Linked DNA regions of Homo sapiens: region 1 is linked to region 2. A link is an interaction called in ENCODE POLR2A ChIA-PET data of the cell type or tissue named here. Cell type or tissue: Panc1. All regions are shown on one strand. Each heading gives the region's core, and the rest is flanking DNA. Links, peaks and the distances in the headings are about the cores only.

The links. ChIA-PET counts read pairs that join two places held together with the same protein. Peaks named below come from ENCODE experiments on the same cell type or tissue, not always from the same donor. Only the 100,000 strongest peaks of a DNase experiment are listed, where the experiment ranks them.
Region 1: POLR2A ChIA-PET joins it to region 2 with 5 read pairs; 7 of 35 experiments call an interaction of 5 or more read pairs at or near these places.

The regions. Positions count from the first base shown.
Region 1 is chr18:3,353,238-3,361,465 of GRCh38, reverse strand. No RefSeq gene overlaps it. Among named protein-coding and RNA genes, the nearest start is that of LINC01895, 6.8 kb to the right of the region's middle. In Panc1, for the core only: no CTCF peak of the experiment used is centred there; no DNase peak of the experiment used is centred there; H3K27ac peaks cover 1,064 bases.
Region 2 is chr18:3,675,073-3,683,300 of GRCh38, reverse strand. The region is part of intron 7 of DLGAP1 (DLG associated protein 1); the gene reads left to right. Among named protein-coding and RNA genes, the nearest start is that of DLGAP1-AS6, 26 kb to the right of the region's middle. In Panc1, for the core only: no CTCF peak of the experiment used is centred there; no DNase peak of the experiment used is centred there; H3K27ac peaks cover 1,605 bases.

The sequences.
Region 1 (8,228 bases), core at 3,435-5,934, 320 kb after region 2:
CTCCAAAGCATGATCATTTTACTTGGTTTAACTTCACTTTCATTTTTATGAGAGTCTGGCTCTGCCGCCCAGGCTGGAGTGCAGTGCTGCGATCTCGGCTCACGGCAGCATCCGCCTCCCGGGTTCACGCCATTCTCGCGCCTCAGCCTCCCGAGTAGCTGGAATTGGAGGCGCGCCCCGCCCAGTCCAGCTAATTTTTACATTTTTAGTAGAGACAGGGCTTCACCATGTCGGCCAGGCTGGTCTCGAACCACGGCCGTCAAGTGATCCGCCCGCCTCGGCCTCCCAAAGTGCTGGGATTACAGGCCTGAGCTTCATTTTCATTTGGTGAGAGAAGAGGAATTTAATTTTGGAAAATGGAGAAGGGAAGGGACAGGAACCCAAGTCGCGAGTGAGTTCATTTAGCGCCCACGCAACCCCAGCAGGACAGGCACTAGCACCCGTTCCTTGGGGAAAAGGGCAGGAAGGTTCCACAGCTGGCTCATGGCTGCGCGAGGCCCCTAAATGGCAGATCCGCGGAGGCACTCAGACTCCGCCTCGGGGACTCCTCGATCTTTGCTGAGAAAAGATGGGAAATACCGGAAGCACGCGCTCAGACGCCTTGGCTATCGTAGGCCGGATGCTTTTTTCAGCCATCTTCTAGAACCTTCCCTGCCTTTTACAGCCGTGGCAGAACACATTTCCTCCTTCCCGCCTCCCTCGGCCTCCGGGCACTTCCTCAGGACCTGTCAGCCCCCGCCACCCTCACCCCTAACCCCGGCCAGCTGTAGATCGGCAGTCCCGGCTAAGAGCCTCTACTGGGGAAATCACTTAAGGATTTTCTTTCCCAGCTTAGAGCTGGGAAGGCTGATGTGCGGTCATTTCCGGGGATAAAGAGCAATGGAAGTCAGCCTGCCCCGGAAGCCTAAAAGGGGCATTGGTTCTTATAATCCAAGCGAAGGTGACCTGGGTCCGGGAGGCCTGGAGCGGCAGTGAGAAGGGAGCGTGACGGAGGCCAGAGGCCGGGCCCGAGGGGCGTGGCCCTACTTTGCTGCTGAAGGACGCAGGGCTCTTCCACAGCAGGGGTCGGTGAGACAAGGCAAGCTTTGTCAGGCTCTGGAGTGGGACAAAGGGCTGCCGGTTCACTGGGATGGGGAAGGACTGCCAGCTGACTTGGAATTTCACGTAAACAACTGATCATTCTTCAGTATAGATATGTCCTGTGAAAAATATGGGACATACTAATCCTAAAAAACTTTATTACATATCCGAAATTCAAATTCAGTTGAACATCATGTATTTTTACTTGCGAAACCTGCCGCCTTTAAGTGGGGGGGGCAGATATGAGTAGCCTCCAAAGATAGTTATTACTATAAACCATCTTGAAGGATTTTTTTTGAAACACAGTCTTTCAAGGATGCCAAAGGTGATGGCTAATTTTAGGTGTCAAGTTAAAGAACTGACAAAGCATTATTCTGGGGTGTGTCAGTGAGGGTGTTTCCGGAGGAGACTGGCGTGTCAGTCTGACATGCCTAAGTGGGGAAAATTTGCACCATCCAATCGGCTGGAGTCCTAGATAGAACAAAATCAGAGGAAAGGCAAATTGGTCTCTCTGTCTCTCTTCTGGAGCTGGGAAACGCTCTTCTTCTGCTTTTAGACAGAACTCCAGGCTCTCTGGCCTTTGTACTCCAGGACTTGTACCAGTGGCCTTCAGGTCCTGAGGCCTTTTTACTTGGACTGAGCCATGTTACTGGCACCTCACATTCTCCAGCTTGTAGATGGCCTATCAAGGGACTTGTTAGCCTCCATCATCAGGCGAGCCAATTCCTCTAACATGTCCTTTGCATCTATTTATCTATCTATCCATCTACCTATCATCTATTCATTTTGTTTCTCTGAGCAACTCTGACTAATACAACAAATATATGTTTTGAAAATAGGAATAAATCTGCTCAGGTTGAAGCAGTTATAAGGGGCCTCTCTCCCATTAGCCTTCTCCCAGACTCCCTTTCTTGCAATGGCTGAGGCGCCACAGCCAAATGTAAAAATGCACTGAAGAACAGGCAGCAATGGGAGGAAAGGGGGATGATTCTTGGGTTATTTCTGCAACACCCTTAGGAAAGTGCTGTGCTGCCGTGCCCCTCGGTGGAAATCCTACACTGAGAGTTGACCAGCTTTGGAGGAAGCAGAGGCCTCCCCTGCAGCAGTGCACAGCATCAGCACCAGGTGGCTGGGTGACATCCCTCATGGGAGCTGGGACTCACGCAGCCAATACAGGTTTTCAGTTGGTTTGGTCCTCGAAGAGGCCAATGTATAAGGTTTTGCAGGCCTTCTTTGGTGTTCAGAGATCTGATAGATCAGCCATGAATGGGCAGGTAAACATGTTCACTGGACAGGAAGCATGGAGAGAAAGAAATATGTACCTTCTGATACTGACATCATTTATGGAGAACAGAATGGTGTGATTCAGTACATGATGTATGTTACTTCTGATACTCATTTAAAAACGTTGGTAATATATGACAAAGACTCAAGATTAATTCAAAACTCAAAGGAATAGGGAAAAATAGAACTACATGTGGAATCCTTCAGTATGTTTATAATAATACAAATTAATCTATCATATCAATGGATCCTATAGTCAGCAAGGGAATCTTTGCAGCTCTGGATAGTATATCTTGAATTAAACTGATATCTACTTAATGAGATTTTGCAGTGTAAAGTATATATGGGACAGCGAATAACATTTTGCCCTGATAGAACCAGGAAAGACAAAAAGAAAGATCATCAATGTAAATGAAAAAATGTAATGTATCTGATAAAACAGCACAAAAGACAAAGCTTTTGTTTTCTCTCTCAAGCAGAATGATCTTCAACCCAAGACACAGGCAAAGAGAGCATCTAACTGCTTAAAATGAGAGCAGGAATGGCTGTTGGCTTAGATAGATGGCACCCCAGAGTCCTGAAAGAACTTGCAGATGTGATCACAGGACCATCTGAACCGGAGAAACCGGGGGGAATGGAGAGACAGCAAAAGACCGGAGATGGGTAAATGAGTTCCAGATTTTCCAACACAACAGGAAAGGTGACTTACGGGTCTGTGTGCTGGTTACATTTAATGTTGAGCTTCAGCAAAACTCCGGAACAGATGATTGAAGGGGCTTTGTGCGTATTTATTAAAGAAAGTAATGATTGCTAGGCACTCTCATGAGTTCCCCGAAATCTGAGCTCGTGCCAGACAACCTTGTTTCCATGCCATAGCACTCCACTGGACGAGCAGGAAAATATCATAGTCAGAAATGACTTATTTTAGCAAGACACTTAGCAAAAGTCTCACGTGACATCCTTGTGGACCGAGGAATGTGGACTGGTGGTTGCTTTGTGTCCACATTTCAGGGGACCCACTCAGGGTCCTCCTTAGGCCCCTGTCTCTACACGAAACCTCAGCCACAAAGGTGCAAGGGAAATAAACTGACTGTCACAGAGACAATTGCTAATGAACTTTTAAAAAACGAATGACTTATTTTTTAAAATTTTTATTTTTCAATTAACAGAACTAAATTTATTCTCAATGTTATAACTATGGAAAATGGAAAAAATTGCTACCTCTTACTTTCTTATTCCTTTTAATTGAATATATTTGAGGTGTACAGCATATTTTCATATACTTACCTTTTTTTTTTTCCGTGAGAGACAGAGCCTCACTCTGTTGTCTAGGCTGGAGCATAGCAGTGCAACCATGGCTCACTGCTGCCTCCAACTCCTGGGCTCAGGTGATCCTCCCACCTTAGCGCCCCCGAGTAGCTGAGACTACAGGCACATGCCACCACATCCAACTAATTTTTTTTTCTGTAGAGACAATCCTCCTGCCTCAGCTTCCCAAGGAGCTGGGACTATGGACACGCACCACCATGCTCAGCTGATTTTTAAATTTTTTGTAGAGACGGGGTCTCACTGTATTTCCCAGGAGTGTCTTGAACTCCTGGACTCAAGCAATCCTCTGCCTTTGCCTCCCAAAGTGTTGGGATTTCAGGCATGAGCTACTGTGCCTGGCCAATATACTTATCTTGATATGCATATACATAGTGAGGTGGTCACTATAGTCAAGTAAATTGATATACTGGTACATTATCTCTATAGCTACTTTTCCTCTGTATGTGTGTGTGTGTGTGATCAGAGTACCTAAAATCTACTCTCTTGTCAAATTACCAGTATAAAATAGAATATTATTAACCGTAGTCCTCATGTTGTACATTAGATTTCTAAACTTATTCATTCAACAGTTAGGGCGCAACTTTGTACGCTTTGACCTATATCTTCCCATTTCGACCCTTCGCCTCCAGGCTCCCTTCACCTCTGGTATCTGTCCTTTTACTTTCTGGTTCTACCTATTCAATTTATTGAATTTAATTTTTTAGATGTCACTTAAAAGTAAGATCATGCAGTATTTTTCTTTCTGTGTCTGGCTTATTTGACTTAGCATAATGTCCCCTAAGCTCATCCATGTTGTCACAGATGGCAGGATCTGCTCTTTTTAAGGCTGAATAGTATTCCATTGTGTATCTATGCCACAATTTCTTCATCTAGTCATCTGTTGATCGACACTTTGACTGTTTCCATACCTTGGCAATTGTGAATAAGAATGCAATGGACACGGAAGTGCAGATGTTTCTACGAGGTGGTGACTTCATTTCCTTTGGGTATATACCCAGAAGAAGCATTGTTGGGTTATATGGTAGTTCTATTTCTACTTGCTTTAGGAAACCCCCATACTGTTTTCCACAGTGGCTGTACGAATCTACATTGCCACCAACAGTGTACAAGAATTCTCTTTTCTCCACACCTTTACTATTTCTTTGTAAGAAGGATTAATGACTTTTTGGTAAAAGCCATCCTAACAGGTGTGAGATAATATCTCATTGTGGTTTCTATTCACATTTCCCTAATGACTAGTGATGTTGAGCACTTTTCATTTCACCTGTTGGCTGTTTTTATATCTTCTTTGGAGAAATCTCTATTCAAGTCTTTTGCCCAGAGTTGTGTGAGTTCTTATACATTTTGGATATTAACCCCTTATCAGATATGTGGGTCACAAATATTTTTTCCCAATCTGTAGACCAAATTTTCATTTTGTATACTGTTTCCTTTGCTATGCAGAAGCTTTTTAGTTTGATGTAGTCCTGTTTATTTTTGCTTTTATTGCCTGTGCTTTTGGTGTCCTATCAAAAAAAAATATATTGCCAAGAACAATGTCAAAGAGATTTTCCCCAAATCTTTTTGTAGGAGTTTTTATGGTTTCAGAGCTTCTGCTTAAGTATTTAATCCACTTTGAGTTGATTTTTGTAGATGGTGCCGGATAAGGGTCCAATTTTATTTTGCATGTAGACACCCAGTTTTCTCAGCACCATTTATTGAAGAGACAGTGCTTTCCTCATGGTGTCTTCTTCTGTCCTTGTTGAAAATTTGTTGACTGTGTGTGCTTGAGTTTATTTCTGGGCTCTGTATTATGTTCCATTGATATATGTATCTGTTTTTTTATACCAGTACCATACTGTTCGGGATGCCTCCAGCTTTGTTCTTTTTGCTCAGGCTTGCCCAGGCTATCCAGGGTCTTTGATAGTTCTATATGAATTTTAGGATTTTTTGTCAATTTCTGTAAAAATAAATGTCATTGGAATTTTGATAGAGACTGTATTTAATCTGTAGATCACTTTGGGCAGTAAGGCTTCTGGTCACAAAAGCTCCTTGTCTAGATGACCTGTGGCATCTACCAGAGTCACTTCAACACAACTTTGCTCGTTGCACCTTATCTTCCCTTTTATTTGGTCTGAATTGCCTTTGGAGCACTTTCTAGTTGAAAGACACATGTTCTTTTTGTTGTTGTTGTTTTTGAGACCAGAGTCTTGCTCTATCACTCAGGCTGAAATGCAGCGACCATGGCTCACAGCAGCATTGACCTCCCAGGCTCAAGCAATCCTCCTGCCTCAGCCTCCCGAGTAGCTGGAACTACAAGTATGTGCCACCACCCCTGGTTAATTCTTAAACAGTGAGATGGGATCTCACAATGTTATCTAGGCTTGTCTTGAACTCCTGGGCTCAAGCGATCCTCCTGCCTTGGCCTCAAAGTGCTGGGATTACAGGCACCAACCCCCAGTGGGCCCAGCCAAAGACACATGTTCTAAAGAATTTGAGGAAACCCTTTCATTAAGAATGAGATAGCAGGCCTGGCGCGGTGGCTCACACCTCTAATCCCAGCATTTTGGGAGGCCGAGGCGGGGAGATCACGAGGTCAGGAGTTCAAGACCAGCCTGGCCAACATGGTGAAACCCTATCTCTACTAAAAATACAAAATTAGCCAGGTGTGGTGGCACACACCTGTAGTCCCAGCTACTCGGAAGGCTGAGGCAAAAAATAGTCTGTACCTGGGAGGCAGAGCTTGCAGTAAGCTGAGATTGTGCCACTGTACTTCAGCCTGGGCAATGGATTGAGACTCTGTCTAAAAAAAAAAAAAAAAAAAGAATGAGATAGCAGACACTCAGATGTGTGCAGCATGATGTTCCAGTTGACCCTTGTGAGCCAGGAAAATTTTGTTTTTCAACTTTAACTCTTAAAGAAAGTTAAATATAGTCTAAAACTTTGGTCTATATCACTGACCTTTTTCCGCCCACTAAAGCATACAGCAGCAGAAAGTTTCAGGCAATCCCGATCAGTAAGTCTGTTTCTCTCTCAATGAGGCTATGAGAGAACCCCCTTTTCATGCTTATTCAGTGAGTCAAAGAGTCTGTGTGGGTAGAGACACTCAGAACATCTCTGAGGACAGACACGGTAAGATAAGACGCAAAGTATTGCCACAAAGTGTTTTCCAAGGTTACCTGCTACTTGCTGTGACTGATTTTGTTGTAGGCAAAAACTGTCTTATGGAAATGAATCAGTTCAGATTAGGAGCATTAAAAAAGCTCATAATACTCATGGCCTCAGTAAGGCAGAAGTTTATTTCTCCCACAGAGAAGTACAGGGGCTAAGAGCCCAAGGCTGCCGTGGCAGTTCTGTGAAGGCATTTCAGGGCTCAGTCCAACTGAGGAAACAAGACCAAGAACACTCTTCTCTCTCAAAGTCCAGAGGAGAGAAGTCAGCTTATTCTTCCTCTGTAAAGATCTTTTATCCCAAGTCAGATGTTAAACACAGGGTAGAGCTGACAAAGAACACTTCTTTCCCCCATAAGGAGAACGGTGGAATCTTGAGCTGTCACTTACATCTCGTTGACCTGAACTTGGTCTCGTGGCCACACCGGCCTGCATGGGAAGCTAAGAAATAAAACCTAACAACTGAAGTTCTATTATTAAACTGGAAGGGAAAAGAAACATCGGGAGGTAATTATCAATCCTTGCCACAACAACGTGGGGGCAAATTAGTCTCTACATGTGTACTGTCCAATATGGCCACCACCAACCACATGTGGCTACTGGGCCCTTGAAAAGTGGCTGCTCTGCTGATAGGATCATTCCACAATGTGTGCATGTCTTGAAACATCACATTGTATCCTGTAAATATACAGTTATCATTTGTCCGTTAAAAATACAAGAAGACTTTTTTTAAAAAAGAAATGCTGCTGGTCCAAATTGGGATGTGTTATAAGTATAAAATACACACAGGATTTCAAAGTCTTAGCATGACAAAAAGAATGCAAAATATCTCTCAGCTTTTATATTGATTACATATTGAAGTGATACTATCATTGAAATAATACCCAAATATACTGGTTTAAATAAATGTTATTAAAATAATTTCATCTGTTCCTTTTCACTTTTTAAAATGTAGCTTCCCCGGGCGCAGCGGCTCATGCTTATAATCCCAGCACTTTGGGAGGCCAAGGCAGGTGCATCACTTGAGGTCAGGAGTTCATGACCAGCCGGGCCAACATGGTGAAACCCTATCTGTGCTAATAATACAAAAAGTAGCCGGGCCTGGTGGCAGGCGCCTGTAATCCTGGCTACTCAGGAGGCTGAGGCAGGAGAATCGCTTGAACCTGGGAGGTGGAGGTTGCAGTGAGCAGAGAGCGCACCACTGCACTCCAGCCTGGGTGACAGACTGAGATTTCATCTCAAAACAATAAAATAAATAAAATAAAATAAAATGCAGCTACTATAAAACTTCACATTATACATGTGCTGCACATTGTATCTCTATTAAGCAGTGCTGCTCTAGAACAACCCATACGGTCTTCTGAAAGACTCCAGGCTTGGAAAGTG
Region 2 (8,228 bases), core at 3,339-5,838:
ACATCTCTTGATGTGTTCTCTTGATGTTTGACCTTTTCTCACCTGATTTCATCTACCATCAGCTCCTTCTCTGTAACTGATCAGTAAGAGCACTCAGTAGGAAACATACCACTCAATGGATTTTCTTCCTCAAAGTTTTGGATATGGCCGGGTGCGGTGGCTCACACCTGTAATCCCAACATTTTGGGAGGCTGAGGCGGGTGGATCATGAGGTCAGGAGTTCGAGACCAGCCTGGCCAACATGGTGAAACCCCCAACTCTACTAAAAATACAAAAGTTAGCCAGGCGTGAGGGCACGCGCCTGTAATCCCACCTACTCAAGAGGCTGAGACAGGAGAATTGCTTGAACTGGGAGGCAGAGGTTGCCGTGAGCTGAGATCATGCCACTGTACTCCAGCCTGAGCAACAGAACAAGACTCCATCTCAGAAAAAAAAAAAAAAGAAAGAAAGAAAACAAGCTTTGGATACTAGTCTTCAATCAATCAAATAATGCTTATAAATAATGAGGATGCTCTAGGAGTCCTGTGTTATCAGTGCTTTCCCTAGAACCCAGTTAGAGGCCAGTGCCTACACCCCACACCAGTCCTCAGAGGGCTACAGCCGACAGGAACTTTGAGTTCATCTAGAGTAGCTGCCTCACTACAGATTACACAACTAAGACCAAAATAACTTAACCATAGCCAAACACCTTCTTAGAGAGAGTCAGGACTTGAATCTAGGCCTTCTGACTCATAAATGAATAGCATCTTTATAAAAATCAGAAACAGAGAGAGGATCGGGCCCAACTTCTTTTCTCGTGTATTTTCTGTACCACACATCTAAACCTCTGGCCTCAGACTTTATATCTAGAGCTTTTCCAAAAAGGCCATGTGTATTAGTCCATTCTCACATTGTTATAAAGGAATACTTGAGACTGGGTAATTTATGAAGAAGAGAAGTTTAATTGACTCTTGGTTCTGCAGGCTGAACAGGAAGCATGATGCTGGCATCTGCTTAGCTTCTGGGGAGGCCTCAGGAAACTTACAATCATGATGGAAGGTGAAGAGGGGGCAGGTGCATCACATGGCCAGAGCAGGAGCAAGGGAGTGTGAGGTGTGAGGGGGAGGTGCCACACACTTTTATTTTATTTAGTTAATTAGTTAGTTCGTTCGTTATTTTTATTTTTTTTTATTTTTTTTTTTTTTGAGACAGGGTCTCGCCTGTCACCCAGGCTGGAGTGCAGTGGTGCAATATCAGCTCACTGCAACTTCTGCTTCCCAGGTTCAAGCAATTCTCCTGCCTCAGCCTCCCAAGTAGCTGGGATTACAGGCATGTGCCACCATACCCAGCTAATTTTTGTATTTTTAGTAGAGACAGGGTTTCACCATGTTGGCCAGGCTGGTCTCAACCTTCTGACCTCAAGTGATCCACCCACCTCAGCCTCCCAAAGTGCTGGGAGCCACGGCGCCCAGCCACCACACACTTTTAAATGACCAGATCTCACACGAATTCACTCACTATCATGAGGACAATATCAAGAAGGGATAGTGCTAAGCTATTCACGAGAAACCATCCCCATGACCAAATCACTCCCCACAAGGCCCCACCTTCAACATTGGGGATTACAACTAAGCATGAGATTTGGAGGGGGACACAGATCCAAACCATGTGACTTGGTCTCTTAGTAATCACACAGCTGGCTTTTTGGGGAAGAAAGTTACTTATTTCATGTGAACCCAAGCATAAGGAATCTGCAGATTTTTTTCCAGCAATATCGATTTATGTAAATACTTTATATTCCATTCTTGGAGGAGACAAGCATTTCATTTAGTCATTGTTTTCAATCATATAAGGTAACTAGAGATCAAAGTTCTTTGAAGAAGATGGTTATAAGAAAATACCCTTGAATTTTAAAATGCCTTACACTTTTATTAGCATCACACAATGAATATTTGTCATTCTGTGGACTGTAAGCATAGTTTTCTCTCTGAAAATCCTGGCAAGGGAAATCCTTTTTTATTGATTCTCCTGGTCACAAATTATTATGAGAAATGCCCTTTTTTAGACATTATCTCTGACTCTAAGAAACTAAATGACAAAAAGTGAGAGGACAGTACTGTTTTCAAGTCCACTTAAGCCACTTGAAATTTCTCTAGGATGATGCCAATTCATAGCCCCACTCTAGTGTTGGAAACAGTCATTGAACTGAACTCTCATCAGCCTCCATTTTGTGTTGAAGATGTGCGTGCCTGTAAACTGAGATGATTTCTCAGCACAATTATCTCACCCTTTTTCATATCTCACCAGATCAACTGGGATTTCAGACTTACCATCATCCCATTGGGAGGAAGCCTTCTTAGCCTTCTTTCTTCATCTTTCACGAGGCTTGTGGAAACCAGAGTTTGCAGCATAGATTCAGGCTTCTTCATTCTTCCTAGGCCCAAGTGTGCAAATGATAGCATTTGTTTGTGAAAAACACTACCATGAGTCATGAGTCAAACAGTATTTTTCCTCCTTTTTTTTTTTTTTTTTTGAGACGGAGTCTCGCTCTGTCTTCCAGGCTGGAGTGCAGTGGCGCGATCTCGGCTTACTGCAAGCTCCGCCTCCCGGGTTCACGCCATTCTCCTGCCTCAGCCTCCCAAGTAGCTGGGACTACAGGTGCCCGCCATCACGCCCAGCTAATTTTTTTGTATTTTTAGTAGAGACAGGGGTTTCACCATGTTAGCCAGGATGGTCTTGATCTCCTGACTCCATGATCTGCCCACCTCAGCCTCCCAAAGTGCTGGGATTACAGGCGTGAGCCAGCACGCCCGGCCTCCAAATTTTCAATGGCTAAGCATTGAGGGTTAAAGAACAGAACATGTCTGACAACAGAATAGATTAGGTAAAATCATGACTTTCTCAGAAAGCTGAGACTCTGTGATCACTGTACTCACCTGTACCCCTTCCTTCTGCCCTCAGGCCTGTGGCTGCCACTGCTCCTTCTCCAGGTCCCCACACTCTGTGGATGCCCTGAGGACAGAGTTCATAGCTGCTCTTCCTGTGGCTTCCTTCAATTAACCCTAAGCAATTTGGAATGACTTTTGGTTTTGTTTCGCTCCCTTCTGAGGTCCCAACCATAACAGAGATGACAGATGGAGATGTCCAGCCAGGCTGTCCTGTCACCTACTGGCCTATCACCATTTTGCCAACCGTTAGAGAGAGGAGGGCCACACAGATTCTACAACCTCGACCAAGACCCCTGGTGAAGAATGGCCATGCTATTCTCTTGAGAAATGGTTCACATTTCATGCTATTCTCGTGGGAAATAGCTCCACCACCTAGTAAGAAACCCATGGCTGGGCATGGTGGCTCACGTCTGTAATCCCAACACTTTGGGAGGCTGAAGTGGGAAGACCATTTGAGTCCAGGAGTTCAAGACCAGCCTGAACAACATAGCAAGAACCCATCTCTATTTAAAAAAAAAAAAGAAAGAAAGAAAGAAAGAAAAGAAAAAGAAAACCATAATGATACTTCATGTCCCTTTGTTGTCTTTCTTTCTTTTCTTTAGCAACACGGTCTCACTACATTGCCCAGTCTGGTCTCAAACTCCTGGGCTCAACAATCCTCCCACCTCAGCCTCCCAAAGTGCTGGGATTATAGGTGTGAGCCACTTGTGCCTGGCCTGTTGTCTTTCTTAGAGCCAAACTACCACGGAGCTCATCGGCCCTATCTAGTAGCCCATATACTCTCTATTGCCTGCTGCCTGTGTGTTGCAGTGACCCATAAGAGGTAGGCCACTGGGGTGGCTGAACAGAAGGGGATGATGAAAACTGCAGGTGATCATCAAGTGCTCATTGCTGGTAGTCTGTACTTAGTCATTCTTGGCGCGGCTACACATGTTCAGTGTATTCAAGCTAGAGCTGTGTTTTTTGGGAAGTCAAAGTTGCTATTCATTCTCGCAACAGAAAGAATGCTGACAAGTAGTGTCATGTCACACAAGTAGTTTCATAATTACAGAGACTTCACTGTTTTTTATGTTGGAAAACCAACTAGTACAGAATTAAGGAATAATTATAAGAGAATGGAGGTCAACAAGAGCTTTTCTGAAAAGATAAAAAATCCATGGGGGTGGGAGTAGGGGGTGGGGAGGGAAAATGAGAAACCAATATTTGCTGCAAAGACACGGGGGCCTTGTTGATCAAGAACACAGCCAGGCACAGTGGCATGCGCCTGTAATCCCAGCTACTTGGGAGGCTAAGGCAGGAAGATTGCTTGAGCCCAGGAGTGTGAGCTCAGCCTGGGCAACATAACAAGATCCAGTCTCTAAAAATAATTAATTAACTGGTTTTTTAAAAAGAAGAAGAAGAAGAACCAGTGATAGTTATAGCTGTTCCTCTTCATTCACTATCCTCTGTGAGCTAAGAATTTCCCCCCAACATATATAAATGCAGGACACATCCCACACATGCATTTGCCATATAAACATCCCATGTATTGCGATGCATAGCAGAAACAAGTGTTCACACCTTCTTTTACTGGAGCTTTGTTTTATATTTGGGTAGAAAAGAATAATTTCTGTAATAACTAGGGGAGGGAAAAATCCTATTCTGCATTTCTATAAAATTTGAGAATTAAGTTGTGTGGTATAATAACCTATCAGAACATTGTAATGTTTATTTTGCCCTATTTTGCTTTCTGATCCTTGTTCGTTCTTGGAAAAGAAATTGTAAATGTATTTTATCCAAAGCCATAAAGCAATTATTTAATGTAATGGGGACTCTAAGAACAAATACAAGCATCCTCAAGAAGTTCAGCCTATTAGGAAGATAAGACACAAAAACAACGATCATATTAAGCAGAACATGCTTTGCTTTATAAAATAAGTAAGCAAACACAACGGTAAAGGAGAGATGGGGAAATGAGAGAAAACGTGAAGGAGATGTGATTTGAGCTGGGTCTTAAAGAATCTATGGGAATTCAATAGGCAGAGATAGAGAGATAATTCCAAGCAGAAGGAATCATCAAACAAATGACCTGGAGGTGGGAAAGGCCAAGGTATGTTAAAACAAGAGCAAGTAGGCTGGGCACACTGGCACACGCCTGTAATCCCAACACTTTGGGAGGCTAAGGCAGGCAGATCACTGGAGGTCAGGAGTTCAAGACCAGCCTGGCCAACATGGTGAAACCCTGTCTCTACTAAAAATACAAAAATTAGCCAGGTATGGTAGCACACACCTGTCTTCCCAGCTACTCGGGAGGCTGAGGCAGGAGAATCGCTTGAACCTGGGAAATGGAGGTTGCAGTGAGCCAAGATTGCACCATTGCACTCCAGCCTGGGCGACAGAGCTAGACTCCATCTCAAAAAAAAAAAAAAAAAAACCCACCGGGCACAGTGGCTCACGCCTGTAATCCCAGCACTTTGGGAGGCTGAGGCAGGCAGATCACTTGAGGTCAGGAGTTCGAGACCAGCCTGGCCAACATGGTGAAACCTCATCTCTACTAAAAATACAAAAATTAGCCGGGCATGGTGGCAAGCACCTGTAGTTCCAGCTACTTGGGAGGCTGAGACAGGAGAATTGCTTCAACCCGGGAGACAGAGGTTGCAGTGAGCCAAGATCGTGCTATTGCACTCCAGCCTGGGCGACAGAGTGAGACTCCGTTTCAAATAAAAAAAAGAAAAAAGAAAAAGAGAGCAAGTAGCTGGATGTGGCTGAGCACTGGATCCCTGAAGTGGATGGTCATAGGCACGCTAGAAACATGGATCTCTGTCTATTTAGCTGAGAATTCTGGATTAAATTCCTAGAAAGCCGCTGAAGGCTTTTAAGCACAAAAATGTCTTCAGAACTGCTGCAGGAATATACAGTACAGGTAATGAGTAATTTTAGAATGGATATAACTGGTAGGGAAGAGGACAGAGAATTCTCTTGTTGGAATGGCTAGTTTTGAGGGTGTGGGTCAGGTTAAGACAATAAATGAAACCAGTAGAGAGCTGATTCACTGGGGCAAAATGGAGCCAGGCTAGTGTTCACAAATGGCCCTATGGCAGATTCAGTGGACGTGAAGGAGTGATTACGGTGTAGGATAAAGGGATAGTTATCAAAGGAGTTCTTGACTCTTCCATAATTTAGAAATGGAACTGGTGGTTCAATTCCTCAACTGGTGGTTGAGGAACTGGAGATAAAGAGTCTTGAAGCTGGGGAAATTTGTGAGACCATAAACATGAATGTTGAAATCTCAGAGGATGGGATAGAAAGCCCAATGAAACGGGCTGAAGTCGCTACAGAAGATATTCCAGGAATATCCTGGAAGTTAGTAGATAATAGAGAAAACTGTATGAGTGGAATTAGCCTCAAAATAAGAGTTTAAAGGGTGGTGGCAACAGAAAATGCATCCATAAAGGGCAAGGGGAAAGAAAAAGTATGTCAATACACATGAAAACTGAGAACATTGATTGCATTCAGGGAGAGAAATCTGGTGATTGGAAACGCAGATAGGAGAGAGAGTTTTCAGTGACTACCCTGTTGAATTTGGGATTTTAAACCATGAAAATGCTTTAAATTAATTAGAAGAGTACTTTTTCTAATTAATTGGTTAATGTTTGTTTGTTTGTGTATACTGACCTCACAATTTCTTCTAAAAAAAAAAAACAGGAGAAGTAGCCTCAAATTGGCAAGGTCTTGAGGGTAATGGTATTACCAAGGAAAAATCCTTGGTTCCCTTAAGGCAGAGGTGTGAAAGAAGGAAGTTGCTCATTGTAAAAGGGGTTTTTGTAGGACCTTGAAGCCAGCTTATACTGAAGCTGCTACATTGTCTGGAGTAAATACCCAGGGTTTGTCATCTCGCGGCAGGAAAATTTAGGACATGGACACTCATGAGGAGTTTAGGAGCGGAAGTTTAACAGGCAAAAGAAGGAGGAAGAAAAAGAAAGGAAAACAGCTCTCTCTAGTGAGAGAAGGGTCTTCCGAGAGGACCTGCCAGTGGTGGATGTGCCAGATTTTATAGTCAGGTTTGAGGAGGCGGTGTCTGATTTACATAATGCTCACAGATTGGTTCAATTAAGTGTGACATTTACATAGCGAGCAGGGAAGGCTGGTTGCCCCACCCTAATCTTATTACGCAAATAAACTTTCTCCTTGGGCTGCGCCATCTTGTCTGCTCCTTGCTGTACACGCGGCTGGCAGAGGAAAGATGGGACTGCCATTTTGAACATGATTGGCACAACTGCCGGCATCTATGTCTGCAGCTTGATCTTACAGGCTGCTGTTTGTTAGAAAGGAAAATAGTTTGGGGCTGCTTTTCATTAAAAGGAAAACAAATAGTCTGGGGCTGCTTTTCATTCAAAGGAAAACATTACCAAGGACTTCCGTACCCTCACTATCTGCCTAAGTAATTTCTTCTTAACTCCTGTATCAATATTGGCTCATGAGAGCTGACTATGAAAGTTTTAATAATTTTTTCAGCTGGTTGACATCAAGTTGGTTGGTACAAAAAAAAGTCATGTGGCAGTATTTACACCATGGAAAACAGCAAATGCTACAAAGGAGAAATCCCCTCTGCCCCTCTTCAGAGAGCCTGTTGTTAAACATTTACCAGCACACCACTGCAAAGGCCTTAATGGAAAGCCCTGTTAGAGGGCACATTATGGAGTGGGTCAGATGGAGGTGGGGATGGGTGGCATGGATGAGTCAGCTGGAGGATGAGGCCGCTGGAGTGGATGAAGTGAGCAAAGGTGATAGGAATGCGGGAAACAAAACTGTAGGGTACCACTGCAGTAGCTTATTAGCAACAGATCTTTGGAGACGAAAATTCAGACTCTGAGGCCAGAGGGCCCCAAGTTAGAATCCAAACACTTCCACCCAAAGCTGTGCCATCAAACAGATGTTGCTGGATCTGAGTGTCAGTTTTCTCATATTTAATCGTGTTGTAGAGATGGAATGAGACAATGCATATAGAACAGCTAACCCTGGCTGGGTACGGTGGAGCACACCTGTAATCCTAGCACTTTGGGAGGCTGAGGCCGGCGGATTACCTGAGGTCAGGGGTTCAAGACCACTCTGGACAACCAACATAGTGAAATCCCGTCTCTACTAAAAACACAAAACTTAGCCAGGCGTGGTGGAGCATGTCTGTAATCCCAGCTACTTGGGAGGCTGAGGCAGGATAATCGCTTGAACCAGGAGGCAAAGATTGCAGCGAGCCGAGATCGCACCACTGCACTCCACCCTGGGTGACAAAGTGAGACTCCATCTCAAAAAAAAACCAGCTAA